Regions from separate parts of the Homo sapiens genome. Here region 2 is linked to region 1. Evidence: chromatin loops called from intact Hi-C (ENCODE). Cell type or tissue: heart right ventricle. All regions are shown on one strand. Links, peaks and the distances in the headings refer to the core of each region. The heading gives the core; the rest is flanking DNA.

Region 1 (8,337 bases), core at 108-8,107:
AGGGAAGAATCCTTGCTAGGAGCCCATGAGGAATGGGGAGCAGACCTTAATATTCGTAAAACCCAGGCTCTTTTCTGGAGAGAAAACAAGACCCAGGGCTTCTCAGAGCTGCTCCTTATTGGGCGGTTCTTGTTCCTGAAAAAGGATCCTGCAGACACTGCACAGCTCTGAGCACCTCTGAGAAGTTTGCAGCAGTCAGCAGTAGTTTGGTATGGCGCATGACTCAGACCTAAAAGCCATCCATAGTGAGTGTCCAGAACTAACAAATGGAAAGAAACCAGTGGCTGGGGCAGTGCAGGTGGTGACCTGGGGAGGTAGGTAGGGTCGGCTCATGGGGAGAGGGCTCCTCAGCCTTGATAGAAATTTTATTCCAGGGACTGTGGAAGAATCAGAAGTGTCCCACTGTGGGAGGGACACCATCTGGCTACATCTGGGGAAGTTTTGTCTGGAGGATGGTAAGATGGGGAGTAGGGGAGCAGAAGAGAGAGACGGATTACTTCATCTCAGTGGGAGAAGCAGGGTGACTTGGGCATCTCCATACCCACTTCCCCATTTATGTTTCTCCACAATACGTCACCTGACATGGTACGTATTTTACCAACGTATTAATTTATTGCCTGTTTCTCCCCATTAAAATGCAGTGCTCCGGAGGGGCCATGTTGCTTTGTTCACTTTTGTCCATGGTACCTGCAACAGTCACTGGCACACAACAGACACTCGTCAAACATTCGCTGAATAAATGGATAAATTAATGAATGGATGATAGATGGATGGATGGGTGAGTGGATGGCTGGATTGGTATGTGGGTGGATGGGTGGGCAGGGTGGGTGGATAGATGTATGGATGATGGATGAATGGGTGGATGGATGGATGGATGATGGATGAATGGGTGAATGGGTGGATGGATGGGTGGATGGATGATGGATGGATGATGGATGGATGGGTGGAAGGGTGGATGGATAGATGGGTGGATGGGTGGATGGGTGGATAATGGATGGATGGATGATGGATGGGTGGGTGGGTGGGTGGATGGATGGGTAGATGGGGGGATGGATGGGTAGATGGGTGGATGGATGGATGATGGATGGATGGGTGGATGGGTAGATGGTGGGTAGATGGGTGGATGGATGGATGGATGATGGATGGATGGATGATGGATGGATGGGTGAATGGATGGATGGGTGGGTGGATGGATGATGGATGGATGGGTAGATGGGTGGATGGATGGGTAGATGGGTGGATGGATGGATGATGGATGGATGGGTGGATGGGTAGATGGGTAGTTGGGTGGATGGATGGATGATGGATGGATGGATGATGGATGGATGGATGGGTGAATGGATGGATGGGTGGATGGATGGATGATGGATGGATGGGTAGATGGGTGGATGGATGGATGAATGATGGATGGGTGGGTGGATGGATGGATGGATGACGGATAGGTAGGGGGGTTGATGGATGGATGGATGACGGATGGGTGGGGAGGTTGATGGATGGATGGATGAGGGATGGGTGAGGGGTGGATGGATGGATGAGCAGCTGGATGATGTATGGATGGATGCATGGGTGGATGGATGGATGATGGATGGATGGGTGGGTGGGTGAATGAATGGATGGATGATAAATGGGTGGGTACGTGGGTGGGTGGATGGATGATGGGTGGATGGATGGATGGATGGATGATGGATGGATGGATGGGTAGATGGGTGGATGGATGGATGAATGATGTATGGGTGGGTGGATGGATGGATGGATGGATGATGGATGGGTGAGGGGGTTGATAGATAAATGGGTGATGGATGGGTTGGGGGGGGTGGATGACCTAATGAGTGACAGACCAATTACTGGACCTTCTGGACAGAGGCAGTCGGGAAATTTATGACTTGGCCTTTCATTCTTGATTTTCTCCTTCTGGATATTTCTTGCTTCTAAACCCCTGCTCAGGGGTCTCCAGGCTCAGAAAGTCCCTCACTTTGTCCCCACTATTGCCACCTGCCCTGGCAGAAGGTCCTTCACAAGGTCCTCTTGCCTAGGCTCTTAGAATGGAGGGGAACTTGGGCTCCATTCACACTTCTCTTTGTGCAGATGGAGAAACTGAGGCACATGGGGGTGATAACTTTCTCAAGGCCTCTTGGCTGAGTGCTGGTGACCAGCAGAACAGACTGTCAGCCAACTCCTGCCTAGTAGTGTCCTGTCCCCTTCATCACATGCCCCACCTGTGTCCTGGCTGGGGCTTTGCATCTGCCTCTGACCAGTGGAGCTTCTCCCGTGTCACACGGCTGCCTCTCAGTTATCCCTCTGTCTTCTTCAGAAAGCTATGTCCTGTCTGCATCTCATCGGTCCTGCATCCCCAAGGATGATGAGCACAGTCTCCAGGAGGATTCATGGCCTGGCGTGGCCTCCCTGGTAGGGGTCTGATGATGGCTGAGCGGCTGTGATGGGGCTGGGAGGGGCAGGAGGGATGGCTTCTGGGCGCCCGGATCCAGCTCTGATCCAGGAGCCCAGAGACTCAGGTGTCTGCACCAAGGCAGGGACAGGCACAGGGGCATGTCCCAGGGAACCCAGGTGTGGTGACCATCAGGGAACACACCCACCCTGAGGGCACAACCCGCCACTGGAAACAGCTGTTTTCCTGTGGGCACCAGCCCTCCCTCCATAGAATCACTGATGGGTAATTTCCTAATGTCCATTATATTTACTTCTGTTCCCTGTTTCCCTTGATAGTTTCTGCTACACTGCATGACCCCTGACACAGAGATTTGGGCTCTTCAATTCCCCGTGGGAGTCCCAGTCCCTGGAACCTGGCTGGCACTCAGCGAGCACTCATTGATGAAGGAATGAGTGAGAAGTGAGTGAGTGAGTTGGGGGGTGGGGCTTTGAGGTCAGGGACATTCTCCCTGGCTGGGTGTCTGTGACCTCATGTCAGCCCCTCTGCTGTGGTCAGTCCAGTGTGCTGCTGTCCTGGGAGGCTCCACCACTCTGTCCACCAAGGCCTGGCCACTGACACACTCTCCAGCAGACCTTGGTCTTCCCACGCCCTGTGGACTCTGCAGCTCCTCTGTGGCTGTGTAAATGGGGCTGCCTCTAGATGGCTCTGGCCCGGGGCTTCCCCAATAGACCCTTGGCCTTCAGGACTCATGTGTCCAGCTCCAAACATGAGCTGTCATGGCAGACTGCCCAGTGGCTATCCTCTCCATTGCCCGTGCCACGGGGGGGCCTGGCCACGGGCTGCCTTCGGGATTCTGCACGTGGGATGTGCCACTGGCCTCGCCAGGCATCATCCCCAGACTCCTGGATGTGCACCCAGCCCCCCACACACCTCCAGGCCTCCCAGACATGGCTTTCAGTGCTCTAGCTGCTCCCAGGAAGACACTCCTCCAGGCACCGAATCTCAACCAGGACGTCTCAGGCCCCCTCACGTGGCCGGGACACACACCCTGACTTTACTGTGGTTGCTCTGCTATCTGCTCCCGACACCCTGCAGCTCTGTGAGCCTTGCCCTATGAGTCTCCTTTGGCCATCAGGCCCATCTGACCCCCATCATGGACAGGACATTTGACTCTGAAGTAGCAGGGGTGGCGGCTCCCACAGCATCACCCCCTCACTGAGTCCCATCCCTGGTGGTGGAACGTTGGGCTGAGTCTTTTCCTGGAGTGCTGGGTGGTGATGATGGGCATCTTTCGGCCTCTCTGAGAACCAGTGTCATCGATGGCACCATTTAGACCTGATCCATGCCCCTGACCCCTGTGAATGATCCTGAACTCCAGGACACCCCCACGGAGTAAGCCCAGAATAGCACGCATGGTTAATGAGCCTGTGAATGAGAGTTTACCTTTGCAGGAAAGAAATGGCAAATCAACAGCAGAGATTAACAGGTCCATTAGGAAGACATGAAAAGAAGAAAATAAAGTCAACATTACCTTCCCTGCTAAATTTCCTGGAACACCCCTGGGTGTATGTCCCTGAGGGCGCCCAAATGAGGAGCAGAGGGCTCCTGCCAGATCCTCCACTGGCGTCAGCAGTGATGACTCAGCTGGGCAGGACTGGAGAGGCTCTCGCTCCAGCGACAGCATGGAATCCAGCAAGTGAAAGGGCAAATGTTCCTGGGTTTTGCGAAGCATTTGCTGCTTCCAGCTTCTCTTCTTAAACTACATTTGTCAGTGCCCTTTTTGTGGCAAGTGACAAACCCAACTGAAGCTGGCTTAGGTGAAAAAACAAATAAAACTCATGCGCCCTTTCGTGTAACGGGAGCCTCTGTCCAGACCTCAAGGGCAGTCGTTTCCATCCTCTCTCAGGCTCTCTCCAGCTTTAACTTGCTTTCATCTGTTGCCTTTACTTGCAGGGTTTTCTCTGTGTGATGCTCTCAGCCATCCCAGGCTGACACCGCACCAGCCTCCCAACTGCAGTGGAGAGAGAGCTCCCTGCTTCTGCCAGTTCCCACAAAGTTCTGGAATTCAGCCTCCTGGCCTGGCAGGGAACGTGAGACCATCTCTAACCCATCACTGAGTCCAGGGCCAAGGCTGCTGCTGACCAGGCCTGGGCTACAGGAGCTGGGATGGAGGATGGATCAGCCTCCTTCAAATCACAGGTGACGGAGGCAAGGTGGGGGAAGGGAAAGGTAAGAACTGTCTCAAAGGGATGGAGAACAGACGTTTGGCAGGATCAAACCAAGTGTCCACAAACGAAGTTAATTCCTGTGCACTGCGGGGCGAGATCCTCAAGTTAGGAGGAAAGAGGACACGGGTCATTCCAGCCGGAATTAACTTCGGGCCTTTCTCCTGCAAGGAGGCCAGACTTCTCTCCTTTGTCCCCATATTGGAATCCCCCGGAGCATGTCCACTGGAACAGGGGAGCTGATACATTCAGACCACAGTGAGAGGAACTGAGTCTGGACTCATGGCTGTTTGGTCAGGGTGGGCGACAGACCCTGACAGCAGACCCCACTCCTGCAGGGACTTCAACCAGTATGAGTCGAAAGTTCATTCGGGACATTCCAAAGTGGGGCACAGGATCACCCCTCCCCCCACGGTCAATCAGGGCCCGGGCTCCTGCGTCGACTCCCTCCACTGTCCTCTGAGCCCCTGGGGTCCTCTCTGTCTAACTGGCTCATAAGGAAGAGAAAATGCGAGAATTGCAGGGCCTTCTCCATAGGCCTGCCTGGAAGTGCTGCCCTCTGGGCAGAGCTTGGTCGTCTGACCCCACCTGACACAGGGAGGCTGGGAATGGGCTCTAAGTGTACCCAGGAGGGAGGTGGCATGGGCCCTGTGGCACTGCAGGCTCTGTCCCCGTGAGGACCTCTCTCTGCAGGCACCCACTGTTTACCTGGGGACACAGCACTGGGCAAAGGACAAAGCTGTCCTGGAATAATTCCAAGCATTCCCCAATGAGGCCTGTGAGGGGCAGAAGAGGATGAAGGGGGCGGGGTGTGGGCTGGTGCATGCTGGTGTCTTCCTCTCTACAATGGCAGCCCTATCCATGATCTGAGTGTCAGAGCACCCATCCCCCAGGACTCAGCCAGGCTGTCATAGGGGATGATGACAGTCAGAGCTCAAAGAACTCACCCTGAGGATCTGAGATTAGGTTGGCTCAGTGCCAGGGACATCTCATTAAGACAGTCACACACCTCCTCATGAGAGCACAGCCTCCTGGGATGGCACAGTTCATGTGCAAAGCTCAGCAGCATCATCAGATGAAGGCAGGGCCCTGAGGAGTCTGGGCACCCCACCAGCTGCATTTCTGATCATTGGTTTTCCTGCAGGCAGTCCCGGAGCTGGAGCCAGGGCAATGAGATGTTTAATTGCAGCCTTGCCCCTGACAACAAAGCTGCCCACTCCCTGCCTGGTGGTCCTGCCTGCAGAGATGTGGCCCACTCAGGCCTCCAAGATGTCTAGGATAACTTCATAAGGGCTCAGCTGCCTCTACTTATAAATTCACCCCAAAGTCTCCTGATGACCTGGGAAGGGACCAGAGCTCCCATGGTGCTGTTGACTTGTATAGAGACAGAACTTCTCACAGAAGCACAACCTGGATCTAATTCCCAACGCTGGGCCCCACCCTGGCTGCTGCAATCCACTCAAATGAACACACGTCCCTTGATTTGCACAGTGGTGTCCTAGGCCAGGTCAAGACATTCTAGCTCCTGGAAATGCAGTGTGTTAGGAGGGCCTTTCCCAAACATGATTACCTCAGAGAGGGCTCTTGCCGTCTTGCTCGTGATGTGTTTATAATTGCTGGGAGCAGATTCCTCCCATTGTCCCCAGGACACAGCAGAGGCCCCAACCTGCCCCATAGCCCAGAATCAGCACCACACACTCAGGCATCATGGAGTGACTGAGGTGATTCCCTGCAGGGGCTCCGGGGGCTTCCACCCACTCACAATAAACCCACACCATGTCCCATGGACTGTGAGGCCCCCATGGCCCAGGCTCCATCTCCCCCTCTGTTTATTTTGCTTCAGCCTCTTTGGCCTTCTTGCTGTTCCTTGAATGCTCCAAGCTCACTCCACCCCAGGGCCTTTGCACTTGCTGTGACACTTGGCTGAACACTTCTCACAACCTCATCCTTCCTATCTCCAACCAGTGTTTACTCAGAGAGGCCTTCCTTGACCTCTCATTGAATGCAGCCTCCTCACCCCAAGGCATACTCACATCACCCTCTTAATGGTCTTCATGACACTTGTTACTGTCACTGAAAGCATTTACCTATTAGCTCAGGGCATTGTTTCTGAGTCCACTGATTCTGGGATGAGGTGCCTGCTCTGAATCCCAGCACTGCCACATCCTGTGTGCCCTTAGGGAGGTGACTTGACTTCTCTGTGCCTCAGCTTCTCATTTATCAAATGGAGATCAGGAGCACTTACCTCAGGTGTTGTGGTGTCAATTGAGTGACCTGACATATGTGAGGTGTCTAGAATAGTGTCTGGTAAAAATAACCCATGCAATGTTTATTTGGGTTGCTACTACAGTGCCTGCTTCCCTTGCTGATACTGTCATGATCATCATCATCAACATAATTATCACCACCATCAATATAATCATCACCACTATCATCACCATCATCATAATCATCACCATTACCTCCACATTACCATGATCATCATCACCACTATCATCACCATCACCATCATTATCACCATCACCATAATCATCACCATCATCACCTCCACATTACCATTATCATCATCACCATCATTACCAAAATCATCACCATCACCATCATTACCATTATCACCAACACCATCATCATCACCATCAAAATCACCATTATCACCATCAATATCACCATCACCAGTATCATCACCATCATTACCACCATCATCACCATCACCATCATCATCACCATCACCATTGATATGATTTGGCTCTGTGTCACCATTCAAATCTTATTTCAAACTGCAATCCCCATGTGTTGAGGGAGGAACCTGGTGGGAAGTGATTGGATCATGGCGGGGGTGTTTGTTTTCCCCATGCTGTTCTAGTGATAATGAGTGTGTTCTCATGAAAGCTGATGGTTTTAAAGTGTGGCATTTCCTCACTGTCTCTCACTTGCCAGCATGTAAGATGTGGTTTGCTTCCCCTTCACCTTCTGCCATGATTATAAGTTCTCTGAGACCTCCCCAGCCATATGGAACTGTGAGCCAATTAGATCTTTCTTTATAAATTACCCAGTCTCAGGTACTGTCTTTATAGCAGTGTGAAAACAGACTAATACACAGAATTGGTACCAAGGTAGTGGGACATTGCTAAAAGATATCTGAGAATGTGGAAGCAACTTTGGAACTGGATAACCGGCAGAGGTTGGAATAGCTTGGAGGGCTCAGAAGAAGATAGAAAGATGTGGAAAAGTTTAGAACTTCCTAGAGACTTGTTGAATGGTTTTGGCTAAAATGCTGATAGTGATATAGACAATGAAGTCCAGGCTGAAGTGATTTCAGATGGAGATGAGGAGCTTATTGGGAACTGGAGCAAAGGCCACTCTTGCTATGCTTTAGCAAAGAGACTGGAGGCATTTTTCCCCTGCCCTAGAGATCTGTGGAACTTTAAACTTGAGAGAGATGATTTAGGGAATCTAGCAGAAGAAATTTCTAAGCAGCAAAGCATTTAAGAAGTGACCTGATTTTTCCTGAAAGCATACAGTTATATGAGCTCACAGAGATGGTTTGAAATTGGAACGTATGTTTAAAAGAAAAGCAGAGCATAAAAGTTTGGAAAATTTACAGCCTGACCGTGTGATATAAAAGAAAAACCCATTTCTGGGGGAGAAATTCCAACTGGTTGCAGAAATTTGCATAAGTAAGGAGAAGCCGAATGTCTTAGAATCACTAAGGCAATGGGGAAA
Region 2 (8,337 bases), core at 105-8,104, 130 kb after region 1:
TTCCGTTTGCTGTGGACACGCCTCTCATTGTGGCATCCACATCAGGGAGCTGTCAGGGCAGTGGGACCTGACCGAGGGGCTGGATCAGGGTGCACGGGTGCTCTCACATGCTGGGTGACAGTACACCGAGTGACCTTGCTGGGTGCTCTCACATGCTGGGTGACAGTACACCGAGTGACCTTGCTGGGTGCTCTCTTGGGCTGGGTGACAGTACACCGAGTGACCTTGCTGGGTGCTCTCTTGGGCTGGGTGGCAGTACACCGAGTGACCTTGCTGGGTGCTCTCATGGGCTGGGTGACAGTACACCGAGTGACCTTGCTGGGTGCTCTCTTGGGCTGGGTGACAGTACACCGAGTGACCTTGCTGGGTGCTCTCATGGGCTGGGTGACAGTACACCGAGTGACCTTGCTGGGTGCTCTCTTGGGCTGGGTGACAGTACACCGAGTGACCTTGCTGGGTGCTCTCATGGGCTGGGTGACAGTACACCGAGTGACCTTGCTGGGTGCTCTCTTGGGCTGGGTGACAGTACACCGAGTGACCTTGCTGGGTGCTCTCATGGGCTGGGTGACAGTACACCGAGTGACCTTGCTGAGTGCTCTCTTGGGCTGGGTGACAGTACACCGAGTGACCTTGCTGGGTGCTCTCATGGGCTGGGTGACAGTACACCGAGTGACCTTGCTGTACCCCAAAACCTAAGCACAACCATCAAAGCTACAGCTACAACAGCCACACAAAAATCAGCCAGACAGGTCCTCCGGTTCCTGCCAAGACAGAGCAGTGCCGCCCTCCTGGCTCCTTCCTTTCACGACAAAATATCCTGGGCATCACTCAACAAGTGCGGGAAGACTCTGAAACCTGGGGAAAAGGCAAACCTGGGGCCTCGGACAGAAGGAACCACAGGCCTGGAGTCCTCTGGGCTCCAGCTGCTGCCTCCCTCACGGGCCTCCCCCATCTCCCCCCTGCAGCCGTGGGGCAGAGCAAACCCCCTGGGCCCACTCAAATCAGGTGCCAGGCGACCATTTGGGCAGCTCAGATGGGAACCATTAGAGGTGAAAGGAGGCTCTGCCAAATGTTGTTTGTCTTTTGCATGCTAATCAGCTGTAATTGTTAGATCCACATTTATAATGCAAGCAGAGAAGAGAGTTCTCACCCTGAAGCCTGGAGTCTGCTGCTCCCCAAGGCAGAGCGCCCACTGGGGCTGGGGTTCAGGAAGCCAGTGCTTTGCTATTCCAACTGCAGGGTGTGCTCTGAGGCAGGAGGCCTGCTTTGCGTTCTGGAAACCTCTGAGCTTTTCTACAAAGGAGCTCAATTCCTTTTTCCTGATGTCCCAACTCCTCCTCCTCCTGCAGCTGAAGCTGGAAGTTACAGCAGCAGAGCACAGGCAACAAGCCCTGCGTGACTCAGGACTGGTGTCCCGAGTCCTGGGCTGAGCCGGAGATGACCCCACAGCACAGCAGAGGCTACACTGGTGTCCCGAGTCCCCGGGCTGGACTGGAGGTGACCCCAGAGCAGAGCAGAGGCTACACTGGTGTCCCGAGTCCCGGGCTAGGCTGGAGGTGACCCCACAGCAGAGCAGAGACAACACTGGTGTCCCGAGTCCTGGGCTAGGCTGGAGGTGACCCCACAGCAGAGCAGAGACAACACTGGTGTCCCGAGTCCTGGGCTAGGCTGGAGGTGACCCCACAGCAGAGCAGAGACAACACTGGTGTCCCGAGTCCTGGGCTAGGCTGGAGGTGACCCCGCAGCAGAGCTGGGACAACACTGGTGTCCCAAGTCCCCGGGCTGAGCCAGAGGTGACCCCACAGCAGAGCAGAGGCTACACTGGTGTCCCGAGTCCCAGGCTAGGCTGGAGGTGACCCCGCAGGAGAGCAGAGGCTACACTGGTGTCCTGAGTCCCCAGGCTGAGCTGGAGGTGACCCCACAGCACAGCAGAGACGACACTGGTGTCCTGAGTCCCCAGGCTGAGCTGGAGGTGACCCCACAGCACAGCAGAGACGACACTGGTGTCCTGGAGGTGACCTGCACAGCAGGATGCTGAGGCCCTGGGGAGTCCATGCCCACACTCAGGGCTGTGTCTCCAGTGCCGCTCACCAGGTGATGGGTGCAGGTGCGAGCAAGGATGACACAGCTTCCGCCCTACGGTGGGCCCTGAGTTCATGGGGTGTGGGCAGTGCTAAGGACAGGAGCTGTGGGAACAGAGGCAGCCTCCTGACCACGGATGCTGGCCCTAACTCCCTTCCCCTTGGAAAAGGAGAATATCTTGGGCCCCAAAATCACTCAGGAAAAGTCAAGCTAGGAACTGCTCGGGCAAACCTGCCCCATTCTATTCAAAGCCACTCCTCGGCTCCCTGAGATAGATGCATATCTGATCTGCCTCCTTTGGAAAGGCTAATCAGAAACTCCAAAGAATGTAACCATTTGTGTCTAATCTACCTGTGACCTGGAAGCCCCCTCCCCACTTCGAGTCTTCCCGCCTTTGCTTCCAGTTGTGCCGTCTTTCCAGAAGGAAACAATATACTTCTTACCCATATTGATTAATGTCTCATGTCTCCCTAAAATGTGTAAAACCAACCTGTGCCCGACCACTTTGGGCACATGTCATCAGGACTTCCTGAGGCTGGGTCCTGGGCGCGTCCTCAACCTTGGCAAAATAAACTTTCTAAATTAACTGAGACCTGCTTCAGATTTTCTAGGTTCACACCCCAGACACGGGCAGGTCCCTTCCCATGGGCAGAGGATGCAGCCAAAGGGAGAGCAGAGAGCCCACCAGCCTCCCTCCCAGGGCCCCAGACCAGATCTGCCCCACCTGCCAGCCTTTGGGCTCAGACCCCTGAGGGCAGCTCATGGGGTCCCCAGCTGGGGTCCTCAAGGCCAGGCTGTGGGAAAGAGCTGTAAGCCCTAGCCATGGGCGCTGAAGTTCTGTCCTGGAGAAAGGGGATTTGTTCTCAGCCTCTGGAGAAGAGCACCGCCTTCCCGTTGGTAGAGGCCATCACAGCAGGCTCTCGCCTGGGGTCTGTGTGGACAACTGGGTCTCACTTCACTGTGTTGATTCATGGGCGAGGCTCCTAGAGACAGAGAATCTCAGCTTAGTGAAGACAGAAGTGAGGAGAGCCTCACCAATCACAGCCAAGCCACTGAGGCAGACACAGCCACGCCACGCTGGAGGCCTGGAGGCTGGAGGCTGGGTGGCTGCTTCAGTTTCCTGAGGGAAGAAATTTGGTCTGAAATCGGTTCACAGTCAGGAAGAGTCCTGGACTGAGGTCTGAAGATCTAGGGTTCATTTCTGTCTCCAAAATCTAAACCTAGAATAGAGAACTCAAGTTCAAATAGCCCAGCGACCCTACGTGGATGGCATGTGGCATTTTCATGTCGTTGGTGGGCCACCTGCACCCTGGCATGGTCACAGTGAGGAGACAGATCCTTAGAACCAGGTTAGCAGGTGCCGGAGCAGCTGTAGAAAGAATGGGTGTTGGCTGAGATTCCTCTCGGAAGCTCCTATCAGATCAGCGTTGCTTCAGGATCCTCCCTCAGGAATTGGAACAAAAACCCCTCTGAGGCTGGGACCCACGGCCGACAGTGAGTTGGGGAGCTGGGGTTCTCTGCTCCTCTAGTATCAGATGTTTGCACTCTTCTTCCTCTGGCTGTGGCACGCGACCACTGGGCCAAGCCTCTGTGTGAGTTTCTTTCATCTCCACGCGGTTTCTGCTGTGACCTTTTTCCCCAGCACTGACTTTACAGGAAGTCCGCTTAAATGGGGCCAGCATTTCTGCGTTCAATAATTCAATGCTTGCGCTCACCGCCAGGCCGGTTAATTTAGTAACAGTGGGGAGCACAGGCTGCCTTCCACCCGTAGATCATGTTCCATCATGTTCCGCTTTGACTTCCAGAGCACACGGGTGGGTGAGGACACTGTCCTTCCCAGCGACGGCTGTGACTTTTACGTGGCCATTTAATGCTCCCAGTTAATGTGATGGTGAGAGGAAAATGACCTGTGCTGATAGCAGTCCTGGCTGCCTAAAGGTTCCCAGCATTTTCCTGGTAAAACGCTAGTGCCACTAATACACAGGTGTGTGCAAACAGTGTGCACATCTGTAATACAGTGGACACACAGACCATATTTCAAAAGCTCTCTGGCAGGGATTTGAAATTAAGTGACAAGACATCCCTGTCAAGGACAGGATGAAGCAATGTTCCATGGTTGCTAAGATGCCAAGTTATTTGGACAACAATTTTCCCTTGTCCTAAAGAGCTACTGTTGATTCCAAGGGACGCATCCTCCTTGTAATGACCCAGGTGACAAACTGCTCCTGGGCTCACACTCTTCCGTGCCAGCCCCAGATATCTTCCCAGCTCAGTCCCAGGGAGGAGGTATTGAGGTGTGGCCCTGGTGTGGCCGGGGACATGTTCCCCAGGGGTGGCTTGCAGACCACCTGCCTTCGAAACAGCTTGGCAGGGGGAGGGGAGGGCTTCAGGTGCACATGTTTGTTCATCCCTGTCCAGAGCCGAACGCTGAGGTGGAGGCTGCCTTTCCCAGGGGTGCCCGTGTCCGCCGCTTTGGGAACCTCTGATGCAGGGCAGGCGGCCAGGGTTGGGACCCAACGGGACTCGGGTCTGCCCTGTCCCTGCAGAGTCTTCCCCGTGATGGTGCATTTTTCCCTGGGCTCTGCCCTTGTTACTGTGAGTGGCTGTCAGGAGCGGCTTCATCTCTGGGAGCTCTGCAGATTCAGGCAGCTCTGAGTCCATTTCTAGGGGGGAATGGGAGTGGCGTTGGGCAGAGAGGAGGCGTTGGGAACCCGGGGCAAGGGTGACCCCAGGCCACATGCCCAGGTGTGCAGAGGGGGGCTTTCTGCGTCTGGGAGTCCGTGCGACCTGGGATGAGTCTCCCTCCCTGCAGGGGTGGAAAAGCTTCCCTTTCTCCAGTCCCAATCTCCAACTGTGGCTTCCCTTGACAAACGCAACAGAAAATATTAGTGGCATCTGTGGGCCGCAGCCCGTGTTCTGTTTCCAAGGTCAGAGACCAGGACTAAGAGGCAGCACGTGGAGAACATCCAGAAGCGTCCATCAGTCAGAGTCGCCCTGCCCAGCCCACCCTCCATCCCGGGGGCCAGGGCATAGGGGGTGGGCATGGTGTGATGTGGGGGTGGGTGTGGGTGTGATATGGAGGGTGGGTGTGGAGTGATATGGAGGGTGGATGTGGTGTGATATGGAGGATGGGTGTGGTGTGATAAGAGGTGTGGGTGTGGTGTGATATGGAGGGTGGGTGTGGGTTTGATATGAATCTCCACCTGGGAAGAGCCAGGGCCCGTCAGGTCTCCCCACCTTTGTACCCAGCACAGAGTCATGGGATAAGGCCCTTCTCTCTGGCCTCCTCTCCAACCTGCAGTTCCCTGTCCATCTTGGCCAAGTTCATCTGATTTGCAGATGGGGAGCCTGCCTGGCACGAATCCTATGGTCCCTGGTAAGCACTGTGAACCCGAATACTCGGCTGCATTTTTCGACAGCACCTGTGTTCCCCCAAGGAAAACCCACTTTCCCCTCTCTCTCTGTCTCCTTCTCTCTTTCTCCCTCTCTCCCCAGCTTCCTTTGGGAAATCAAGAGCAAAGCTCCCTCCCAACTCATGGTGTTCCCCGAGCAGAATAGAGGCCGGCTGTGTGCGTTGAAGAAATGAATGAAGTGATTGGGAGCTGAGTGCCGGCGGAGACCGGCCCCCCTGGGCATATGTGAAAACCTGAGGACCCCACTGAACTTTCAAAATCCAAAGAAGAGAATCCTGAGGAAAGATCTGTATCATTTGCTGGGGTGTAAGATGTGCAAGGATATTAACAATTTAACAAACACGTATCAAAGGGAGGTATAAGTACGATTTTCCATGATAATTTTCTATTGGAAGCATGAATGATACATAGACATATATTTTCTTGATCTGGTTTAGTAAAGTATTATTAATATTAGATAACCAAATTCCTACTGTAACCCAGAGGGCTAAATTGTATGAACAATGTTGTCTGATGTCCTGGTTGCCAGGCACTGTGGACAGCCACCCCTACATCCTCCCCACCTCTTCTTCCTGGCCCTCTCCAGGCAGATGGGATGGAAACTCAGAACTTGACTGACATTCCCAGCCTCCTTTGAAGTTCTGAACCACCTCAGGGCTCCTCACCAGAATCAGCTCTCGGGAGCCAGGCTTCTCTAACTCAGAGCCAGTGCAGGCTTCAGGCCCCACATCTCCTGCTCGGCCTCCTCTGGCCTCGGTTGATGAGATGGAAGCTCCCTCCCCTGCCTCCCTGCGCCCAGGCTCACAAACCTGTCACTGGATGTCTTTATTTAGTGAGCTTTCCTGCCCAAGCCTGCTTCCAGGGCAGGATGTATTGATACAAAATCCATCAGGAGGTGTGTCTGGGCATTTAATCAATGAGGCTGCAGGGAGCCCCGCGTGACTCAGAGGGTGCCGGGAGTGAAGGCCAGGCGAGGAGAGCATCCAGAGTGGGCAGAAGGGTGGTTTTTATTTTTGATCCTGTAATGTCAGGCTCCAGCAATTAGTTGTCTATTCCCTGTAATGCTGGCACTGCAGCAGAATTCCACCGCAACCTGGATATTTGCCCAGGTACTCATTTTATAACTCCCATGTTCATTCAATAAATACCCTACCTGTATCCTATGTGCCAGACACAGATCCAGATGCTGAGAAGAGTCAACTAACAGCTCACAGGTCACACTGAGCTTGTGCTCCCTAATGGAATGATGGTGATGATGGTGTTGGTGATGATGATGGTCATGATGGTGATGGTGATGGTTGTGATGGGGATGGTGATGATTGTCATGATGGTAATGATGGTGATGATGATGGGATGATGATGGTGATAATGATGGTAATGAGAGTGATGGTGATGGGATGATGGTGATGATGGTGATGGTGTTGGTGATGGTGATGAGATAATGGTAATGGTGATGGGATGATGGCAGTGCTGCTGATGGTGATGATGATGATGGTGATATGATGATGATGATGGTGATATGATGATGATGATGGTGATGTGATGATGATGATGGTGATGTGGTGATATGGTGGTGATGGTAATGGTGATGGCAGTGATGGTGATAATTAAGGTGATGGTGATGGTGACGATGATAATGGTGGTGATGGTGGTGATGGTGATGATGGTGATAATGGTGATCATGACAGTGTCAGCAGAGGAAGCAGGCACAGTAGTAGCAATCTGAGTAAACATTACACAGCCCTTAATATGCAACAGATGCTATTCTGGGCACCTCCCATATGTCAGGTCACTCAACTGACACGACATCACCTGAGGTAAGTGCTCATGATCTCCATTTGATAAATGAGAAACTGAGGCACAGAGAAGTTAGGTCACCTTCCTAAAAGCACACAGGATGTGCTAGTGCTGGGATTCAGAGCAAGCGCCTCGTCCCATAAGCAGTGGACTCAGAAACAACACCATAAACTAATAGGCAAATACTTTTAGACAGTGACAAGTATCATGAAGACCATCAAGATGGTGATGTGAGTGTGACTTGGTGTGAGGAGGCTGCATTCAATGAGAGGTCAAGGAAGGCCTCTCTGAGTAGACACTCACTGGGGAGGGGAAGCATGAGGGTTGTGAGCAGTGTTCAGACAGGTGTCACAGCAATGCAAAGGCCCTGGGGTGGAGTGAGCTTGGAGCATTCAAGGAACAGCAAGATGGCCAGAGAGGCTGAAGCAAAATAAACAGAGGGGGAGATGGAGCCTGGGCCATGGGGGCCTCACAGTCCATGGGACATGGTGTGGGTTTATTGTGAGTGGGTGGAAGCCCCCGGAGCCCCTGCAGGGAATCACCTCAGTCACTCCATGATGCCTGAGTGTGTGGTGCTGATTCTGGGCTATGGGGCAGGTTGGGGCCTCTGCTGTGTCCTGGGGACAATGGGAGGAATCTGCTCCCAGCAATTATAAACACATCACGAGCAAGACGGCAAGAACCCTCTCTGAGGTAATCATGTTTGGGAAAGGCCCTCCTAACACACCGCATTTCCAGGAGCTAGAATGTCTTGACCTGGCCTAGGACACCACTGTGCAAATCAAGGGACGTGTGTTCATTTGAGTGGATTGCAGCAGCCAGGGTGGGGCCCAGCGTTGGGAATTAGATCCAGGTTGTGCTTCTGTGAGAAGTTCTGTCTCTATACAAGTCAACAGCACCATGGGAGCTCTGGTCACTTCCCAGGTCATCAGGAGACTTTGGGGTGAATTTATAAGTAGAGGCAGCTGAGCCCTTATGAAGTTATCCTAGACATCTTGGAGGCCTGAGTGGGCCACATCTCTGCAGGCAGGACCACCAGGCAGGG

What was found. Peaks named below come from ENCODE experiments on the same cell type or tissue, not always from the same donor. Only the 100,000 strongest peaks of a DNase experiment are listed, where the experiment ranks them.
Region 2: it touches region 1 in a loop (3-fold over the local background); 12 of 110 quality-filtered maps call a loop at or near these places.

Annotation. Positions count from the first base shown.
Region 1 is chr12:131,398,057-131,406,393 of GRCh38, reverse strand. No RefSeq gene overlaps it. Among named protein-coding and RNA genes, the nearest start is that of LINC02370, 55 kb to the right of the region's middle. RefSeq lists a silencer at 5,532-5,709. In heart right ventricle, for the core only: no CTCF peak of the experiment used is centred there; a DNase peak (open chromatin) is centred at 4,004; H3K27me3 peaks cover 440 bases.
Region 2 is chr12:131,270,486-131,278,822 of GRCh38, reverse strand. It overlaps LOC107987177 (a long non-coding RNA gene), which reads left to right and starts at 5,339. Exons shown (of 2, transcript XR_001749181.1): 1 at 5,339-5,458; 2 at 5,578-6,653. In heart right ventricle, for the core only: no CTCF peak of the experiment used is centred there; no DNase peak of the experiment used is centred there; H3K27me3 peaks cover 1,018 bases.